Linked DNA regions of Mus musculus: region 2 is linked to region 1. A link is a contact called in ENCODE Hi-C or POLR2A ChIA-PET data. All regions are on one chromosome and are shown on one strand. Each heading gives the region's core, a stretch centred on a gene start or an enhancer-like site at or near the end of the contact. The rest is flanking DNA. Distances are from core to core; before and after follow the strand shown.

Region 1 (4,030 bases), core at 548-3,047:
GAGAGGAGTCAAGCAGAGACCCCGCGGGGAATTAACGTTAGGTTCGTGGGCTGCAGTAAAAGTCGTGTTTCGCAAAGTTGAAAGAAAAAAAATTGTTTCTAAAACAGTTGTGATTTGGAAGGTTTCCCTGGGTTTGCCCAGAGGCTGGCGATAAATAAAAGTTTTGTTTTTTTTTTTTTTCTTAAAGTGTGCGTGTGTGTAAGGGGTGGTGCGCCTCGAACGCTCTGCTCCGCCCGCTCCGTCCTTTCCAGAGAAACGTACTCGTAATGGGGTGACCTAATTACATCGCAATGGAACTCGCTGGTAGCCACTCGGAGCACCGGGTTTCATAACAGACCCGGCGGCCTCGAATGCTGGGAAGAAACGTGCGAGGCCTGGGCGGTGCGGCCCGCGATTTCCGCCCGGGTCTCCACTGCAGCACGCGAGCCGGTGCGGGTGGGAGGCAGCCAGACCTAATAGTAAATAAACACATAGTTCGTGGTTTTAAAGGGCGGTGTAATTCATTGAAGGCCACTGAGTTCCGTGGGTCTTATTGCTTGGTACCCCCAAACCGGGCATAGTGACAAGCCATATGTTCCGTTCGCGTGGGGGCGGGAGAGCAGCAAGAAGTGTCGCTTCCCCCACCTCTACCTTCCTTCTTACCAAAGTAACTTTTTCCCCCCTTGTTTTTAACATTCGGGGATGTGTGGAGGAGGCAGCCCGAATTCAAAGCGCGCGTGGAAAGTGACTTGTTGCTCTTTTATTTTCAGGGGGTGCCCTTGAAAGTCTGGACTTTTCTGCTGTAGCAAGTTTAAAGATCGGTTATGTGAACAAAGCGCCCCATCTAGGTCTGAAAGAATTCTGCCCAGGCAGTGGTGCCCCCACCATACCGGGAAAACGCAGGCTGCCGGCCCAGCACGCGTGGACCCCGCGCTGCGCGCAAAATCTTACTGCTCTCGCCCCCTCCAGCCTAGGCTCTCCTGGAGAAAAAGTTTTCTCTGGTCATCCCTACTTCTTTTGCTCACTGATGGGAAACAACAAACATAAAACTCTTGACTCGAACATTTGGGGTGCTCCGCATTCCTAAACTCCTCGCCCAGCTCATTTTGCGATGGGCAGCCGGGTGTGGACAGGGAAGTCAGGGGAAGGTAAGTCGTGCGGGCACTTGGAGAAGTTTCAAGGGACACTAGCTCAAGATGGAAACCGCAGCCCTGGCCCGCTCAAGACCAGCTCCAGCGCCTGCTAGGAAGAAAAAAAAAAAAAAAAAAGACAGGGGGGAGAGGGAGGGAGGAGGGGGGGGAGAGAGAGAGAGAGAGAGAGAGAGAGAGAGAGAGAGAGAGAGAGAGAGGAGAGTCGAGCCCGCCTTCCAACTCTTAAAAAAAAAAACCAACAAACACAACAACTCGAACTCCGAAGGGGGTGGAATGAGTGATGTCACAGAGCCGAGCAGCGAGGTTGACAAAGGGTGGGCGCCCCTCCCCCTCTGCCGGGCTCGGCCCAGGGGAGGGGCGCCCCCGGAGCCCGCGGACTCGAAACTTTTCCTCTTTAAGAAAAAAAAGTTTTGCGCCGCTCCGAGTGCTTTTTTTTTTTTTTTTTTTCCGCCTTCTTTCCTCGTCTCCCTCCCCCTTCTTCCTTTTGAAAGTTTCTTTCCTCCCCCTTTACCCCTCCCTCCCTCTTGACCGCATGGCTGATTCAACCTCAGTGTCAATCAACTTTTTTTCCGCCTCCTCTTCTTCATTTAAATACGTTTAAAGCTCCTCCTTCCACCCCCCCCAACCCACCAAATCTTATAAATTGGGCTTTGCGCGCCGCAGCCCGGGAGAGTCAGAAAGGCGAGGGGCGCCGGGAGCAGGCGTGTGGGACTCCTGACCGGAGAGCCGGAGGCTGCGCCTTCCCCGCACCGGGACCTTCACGACACACCAGATCCTAGTCCTTGCCCCGTGCGAACGCCCACGATGACCACCACCCTCGTGTCCGCCACCATTTTTGACTTGAGCGAAGTTTTATGCAAGGTAAAGCAGGGCGGAGCGTTGGCTTTTTGAAAGTTTCTCTTGTGCTCCAAGAAACTCTAAAAAGTTTGGGTCTCGGGGACGTGAAGGAGTTTCACTGCTTGCGTTTCCCTCCATGGTGAAGGAATTTGTTTATGTCCTCCTCGCACTTAAGTTTCAGGTCCCAGGTGGGGTTCTGTGAATCCGGGGAGCAAAGTTCTGGGCGACTGCTCCAGTTTGCGGGGCAAGGAGGTGCGGAAGAGTGGTTAGGTTTGGGACGAATTTTGAAGGATTCTTTTCTGCATGGTGCACCTCCGGAGCTGGGCTAAGCGGGTGGGCTCGGCTTCGCAGTGTGCGCCTTGGGTTTCCTGTACCCGCTGGAGATGTTCGAGGTTACCCAACACCTTTTGCTAGGGGTCTCTAGGAAAAGCGAGGTCTCAGGGCGGTATCTGACTGGGAGAATTTTCCTGTCTGTTTTGGGGAGCTAAGAGATAATGCGACGAAGAAAGAGGCCGACTTAAGGTTCAAAAAGATGTAGGCAAAGCGACTTTGTAGTGGAGTTTGTCCGCCCCAGCTGGGCTAGGTTCCCGCTGCGGGAGCTGGTCGATCGTGCTGCAAACTTGGGGCTGAAACTGTTTGCTTACCTGGGTTGTGAGGCACTACGGTTCGTTGACTAAGGAATAGGGGAACAAAATGCTGCCAGACCTCAAGTTCCCGCCAGTTAGGATTTAAGAGGGCCAAAATGGGGCAGTTTGCCAGTCAGGTTTTTGAAAAACAAAACAGAAAAAAACTTTTAAAACCGTAATGTTCCAGGAGTGCGATTGAAATAACTCCGTGAATGTTGTTAATTTTTTGCCCGCTCTACTTCCCCCAACCCCCCAATTTGAAAGGATGAAGCTGCTAGGCTACTTTTAATTGCTGAACTGTTTTTGCCTTCCCTTAAACACGTCGGGTCATGTTGCTCTCTTCCTAGCTCGCTGCTCCTGTCGGTGCAGCTGCCAAGGCCCCGGGGCTGCAGGGTTGGGGTGCAGGGCCGTGCTGGAGTTGAAGAGCAACATCAAAAACTTTGCATTTTCGGCTTCTTTCCCTCCCTGCGTTTTTCCAAGTCTGTTTGCCCTGGCGGCAGCCTGAGCTAGCCAACTCCATCCTGGGCCCCGCTGCCCCGCTCTTTGATCTATTTCTCTTTCTTTTGCCCCCTCCCCCCGCAGGACTTTTTAAATGAACCTCATTGTTGGAAGCGGCTCTCCTCTGGGTTCCTGTAATCCGCTCGGTGGGGTGGTTGCGGTTACAGGGTTACCGATTCCCGATCCCCTGCTGCGGATCCTAAGGGACTAACTTTAGAATTTGCACAATGACACACACCCACATGTGTCAGGGGCCTGGAGATAACTTTCAAGTCTCCCACCCCCACTCTTTTCTAAATCTTAGGTAGTTTGGGCAGGTGACTAGGGCTTGTGGCAGCCTCTGTCCTTGCTCACTCACACACCCCCGCCCCCAATTGACTGAGTCGGGGAGTGTGAGCGTGCTGGTGCTTTCCTTCTCGTCTGCAGCTTTGGTTCAAGATTAAACACTGGTGCTCTTATCCAGAGCTCTCTCGCAGCCAGGAAACCAAGTGCAAAGGCATCTTCCTAGTGAAGGGGGTGGAGAATGCTGGGAGAAAATCCCTCCCAGGGTGTGGGATACCTACCCTTCCCGAACCTTGTGTTTTCAGACACTATATCCCTCTACCCACATCCCAGACTAGGCCCTTCCACAAGCAAGGAAAAAGCACAGTTTGAAAACCTGTTGCCAAAGGAAGGGCACACTTGTGGAAGAGGAAATGGTGGAGAGTGTGGGGCCAGATTTTGTGGGGGTGGGGGTGGCGGGGGGGGGGGGGCGGGTAAGCAGGGACTGATTGAGAGAGGATTTGGCTCATCCTTCCAAACTTCTAAACTAGGTTTACCTGATTCTTTTAGGGGGAGGGAAATGAAAAGGGACTGTCTTGTGTGAAAGGCTCTCTGAGTTGAGGAATGTATAAACGGGGCCCGGATTTTAGAGGGGGGAAAATTAGCTTTAGGGACAGG
Region 2 (4,030 bases), core at 690-3,189, 470 kb after region 1:
TGCAACAATGATCAGCATGGTATGATATACCTAAAGGTGTAACAGTGGCAACCAACAGATGCCTAATTGGACTTAAGTCCTGCTCAACAGGAGGGAAATCATGTCTAGCACAGGAAATCTACTTAACTTCATAGGACTAGTGAGGTCATAGATCTTAGAAGGGAACCCACCCTTACCCATTTACTGGACCAGCATAATTTCAAACTGTGTTCTAAATATATATTCTTTAAATGCAGATAAGTCAATCTCTTACTTCTTGTCAAAAAAAAAAAATCCTATCTCTTTGAAGCAGACAGAGACCATCACAGAAAATCACAACCAGTCAAATTATAGAGAATAACTGATCATGGGATGCCTGGCACCAGTGGATATGTCAATAACACAGCTCTTTCACATAAGGTTAAGGAACATTGCAGAAGAGAGGGCAGAAAGAATGTAAGAGCCAGAGGACCAGGAAGTCTGCAGGGAGATCATGTCTCTTGGAAATGACAGGGAAGCTATATCCAGGATACTGAAGTAACACGGATACCTGATCAAGACCCAAACAATGGCAAGAGTAACAGAGAAAAGGGAAATATCATGGGGCACCAACTCCTAGACAAAGAACTACAGGCAACTAATGACTGCTGAGAGAAGAATTAGTCTTCCCCAGGGATGAACTAATTAATTGTGTAATAGCAAGTGGTCAGACTTTAAATAATACACATACAAGCAACACTGAACACACACAGCAATTTAAACATATATACGTATATACATATATGTGTGTGTGTATAGAATACAATATATAAATATAAACACAATGACAATCAAAGAAAAGGAGGCCATGAGTTTGAGAGGGGGTAAAATGGGGAGGGAGGAGAACAGAAGAGGGGTTGGAGAGAGGAAAGGGAAGGGGAGAAATGAGTTAATTATATCTTAATTATAATTTTAAAGACAACATGGGAAGTGATAGAGGAAGACACTGGGCATTAACCTCTGGCTTCCACATATCCACAAAATCATATAATATCCACGCACATTAGAGAGGAGATGATTCTAAAACAAGATGTTTAAGAATAAAACAAACTTTCAATAGGAAGGCAAGGAATGAGCCAACAGTTAGTAGGCTACTCAGTAGACTGAAAAGGTTGAGTTTGCAGGCTGGGGAGGAACCATGCACTGGTAGGTGTGGGCAAGGGAAAGGACACAGATTCTTGGATTCTTCTTCTGTCCTGGCCACTAACCACGCTACTAATGCTTTCACTTCTGCTAAACTGTGATGACAAGAGTTTCCGAAGAAAAAGCTGCTACATAAGCGCAGACAGACAGACAGACAGCGAGCCGGTTAAGTGTGCTGCAATTACACACAGAATTGGGATCTGTAATAGGAGTTCATGACAGGGGCCAATTCCATGTGGACATTTGTCTTTCCAGTTTTACTTGGACCTGTAGAGAGTAGCTCACTCAGGGTCTACTGAGCCATTTGAATTTGTTCTTGTTTTCCTACTTTAAGTGGTATTTGTATTTTTCAGACCACTTACTATATATACAGTAGCAATGCAAAATAATAAAAGATTGATTCTTGATATGTTTGGAAATCAAGAAGTATTATATTAGTGCCTTTGCTTCCTGTTGGGCACCTGGCCTTATGGGGAAAACTCAGCTGGGTGGGGACAACAGAGGCAGAGGTTTGTCCTTGGTTTTTTAATTCATTCATATCAAAATGCCAGTGGTGGGTTACAGCTGTTTTCTTTTATGGCATTCCACCACTCCTTTAAAGAAAAGTCCCAGAGAACCTGTAAGTACTGACTGTCCATTTCCACTTAGCTGATGTCTCATGGAATTCCAAATCCTGGTGTGGGGAGCAAGCCCTGCAGTTGACTTCCTGGAAGGGCTTCCCACTGAGAAGAGATGTCATGCTTCTTTCTCCCTCCCCAACACCCCTTCCTGTGGACTCCTGCCCTCCGGTGGGCGGGCGGCAGGCAGGACCACAGTGAAATCACTAAATCGGCCTGTTGGGCTAGTGAATCCGGGTGAGTGAGTGAGTCAATTCTCTTTAACTCTGTGGTCTCAACTTCTTGTTAGCTTATTGCAAAATTAAAGGGCACATGGAGAGCAGAACCATCAATCAGTAACCAGCAGAGGAACGAGCTCTTTGTGGAATGCACTAAAAACAGGAAAGATGAAGAAAAAAAAAAATGAAAAGGAACCTTATGAAATGATCATTTCTTAGGAGAACAGAGAGAAAATTCCCCTGCGCACATGCAGCATTATTTAGGAAAAGTCTTATTGAAGGTTTCCTATCTCACCAGGGGAGCAAGCACAGGAATGCAAACAAAATCCCTCAAATGAGCTGCCCTTTATTAGAGCTATTTGTGTGTGTGTGTGTGTGTTTTGCTGTATTCCACAGGCATAGTAGATATGGGCCAAGGGGCTGGGACAGTGACTCAGCAGACCCAAGACCAGGGGAAGGGAAAGAGAAGCCATTATTGTTTATTATCAGACAAACAAACAACAATCACTGGTTTCTACAGGCTCTGCTCAAAGCTGACCTTCCCCCCAGCACATCTTAATTCAGAGCTAAAGTTTTTGAGGCCATGCCTTTTTTAGAATACCTAGCAAATACTATTTGATGAGGACAAACCCTGAAAAGGCTGGAGAAGAAAACTAATATTTACAGAGTGCCAATCACCATGCGCAGTGTCTTGTTTAAATAACCCTCTTAAGGGACTCAGGGTATAGCTCAGAGAAAAAGTGCATGCCTGGGACACACAGGCCCTGGTGTAAACCATGACATTGCAATAAATAAATAACTTTCTATAATAGCCATCACAGCTCTGTGATGTAGATGACATTATCTCCCTATTTTATAGATTAAAAAAAATACTGAGCAACTGGGTTGAAGAAATAGCTCAATCAGTAAATTAAGATCTAATTCAACCTTCACATCCACATAAAAAGCCCCATGTGATGGTGCCCACTTGTAATCCCAGCCCCCGGGGAAGTAGAGATCCACAGGCCCCTAAGGTTTGCTGGCCAGCCAATTTAGCCTAATTGATAAGCCATAGGTCCCAGCAAGAGACTCTGTCTCAAAACACAAGATGGGCATCTCCTAAGGAAAGACACTCAAGTTTGGATTGACCTCTGTCCTATGTATGTATACACACACACACACATATACACACACTCACATAGCAAGTTGCTGAGCTTGTAGCAAGCAACAACATTGTGTGACTATAAAACAATCTTTTAGGGCTGGTGAGATGGCTCAGTGGGTAAGAGCACCCGACTGCTCTTCCGAAGGTCCAGAGTTCAAATCCCAGCAACCACATGGTGGCTCACAACCATCCGTAACGAGATCTGACTTCCTCTTCTGGAGTGTCTGAAGACAGCTACAATGTACTTACATATAATAAATAAATAAATCTTTAAAAAAAAAAAAAAACAATCTTTTATAATTTAGATACCATTCAGGAAATCTACTGTTGCATCCTACATCCCACTGGCAGGAATGAAAAGCAGATAGTGATAGGAATGGCATTCTGGTAACTCACCAGCATAAACTTTCCATGCTGACATTTTCCTGATCAGTTTCTTTTCCAAGAAGGCCCATTATAGAGGATAGAAAGGCAAGGAACTAAGGGGCGTAGGGAGCAGCTTGCACTGGTAGGCAGAAAGACCTTTAAAATACAACATGGCTCACTTCTTACCTGTGAGATGCAGCTTTGTAAATAACATAACTATGGTGAAGAATTTTGTAGGTTATTTTAAAATAACTTTAAATATCTAGTTTGTGTGAATGAATATAAATTCTTATCTGAACCTCACGGCCAGCAATAGATACTGCAATCAGAAAGAATAACCTGTCTAATGTTTACATTTAAATGGAACCAAACCCAGGCCCAACTGACTCTATATCCTTCCTCTTGACACTCGTTGATCCCAGTGGGAGCTCACCTTCCAGAGACAGGGAAAACTGCCACAAGGATGGAATCTCATTGTCTTTGATGTGAGAACAGGCTGCTTGGGACCCGTATTCTCCTATGGA

The links. A loop is a pair of places that touch in the nucleus more often than their neighbours do. ChIA-PET counts read pairs that join two places held with the same protein, here RNA polymerase II (POLR2A).
Region 2: a loop to region 1 is called in a map of T-helper 2 cell, with 2.3 times the contacts of the local background. The contact joins the enhancer-like site here to the promoter of Zfp36l1 in region 1. A Hi-C loop is called at or near these places in 2 of 37 maps with a recorded cell type or tissue (Patski and T-helper 2 cell). POLR2A ChIA-PET finds 5 or more read pairs at or near these places in 1 of 5 experiments (Patski).

Annotation. Positions count from the first base shown.
Region 1 is chr12:80,110,780-80,114,809 of GRCm38, reverse strand. Zfp36l1 (zinc finger protein 36, C3H type-like 1) reads left to right here and starts at 1,797. Exons shown (of 2, transcript NM_007564.5): 1 at 1,797-1,991. The coding sequence starts at 1,935. It overlaps Gm52006, which reads left to right. Exons shown (of 3, transcript XM_030247048.1): 3 at 188-1,230. The coding sequence ends at 267.
Region 2 is chr12:79,640,119-79,644,148 of GRCm38, reverse strand. The region is part of intron 7 of Rad51b (RAD51 paralog B); the gene reads right to left. Among named protein-coding and RNA genes, the nearest start is that of Gm36048, 160 kb to the left of the region's middle. Within about 2 kb of position 1,939, at least 2 of the 3 ENCODE cell types and tissues checked have a DNase peak (open chromatin) inside an H3K27ac peak, as active enhancers do.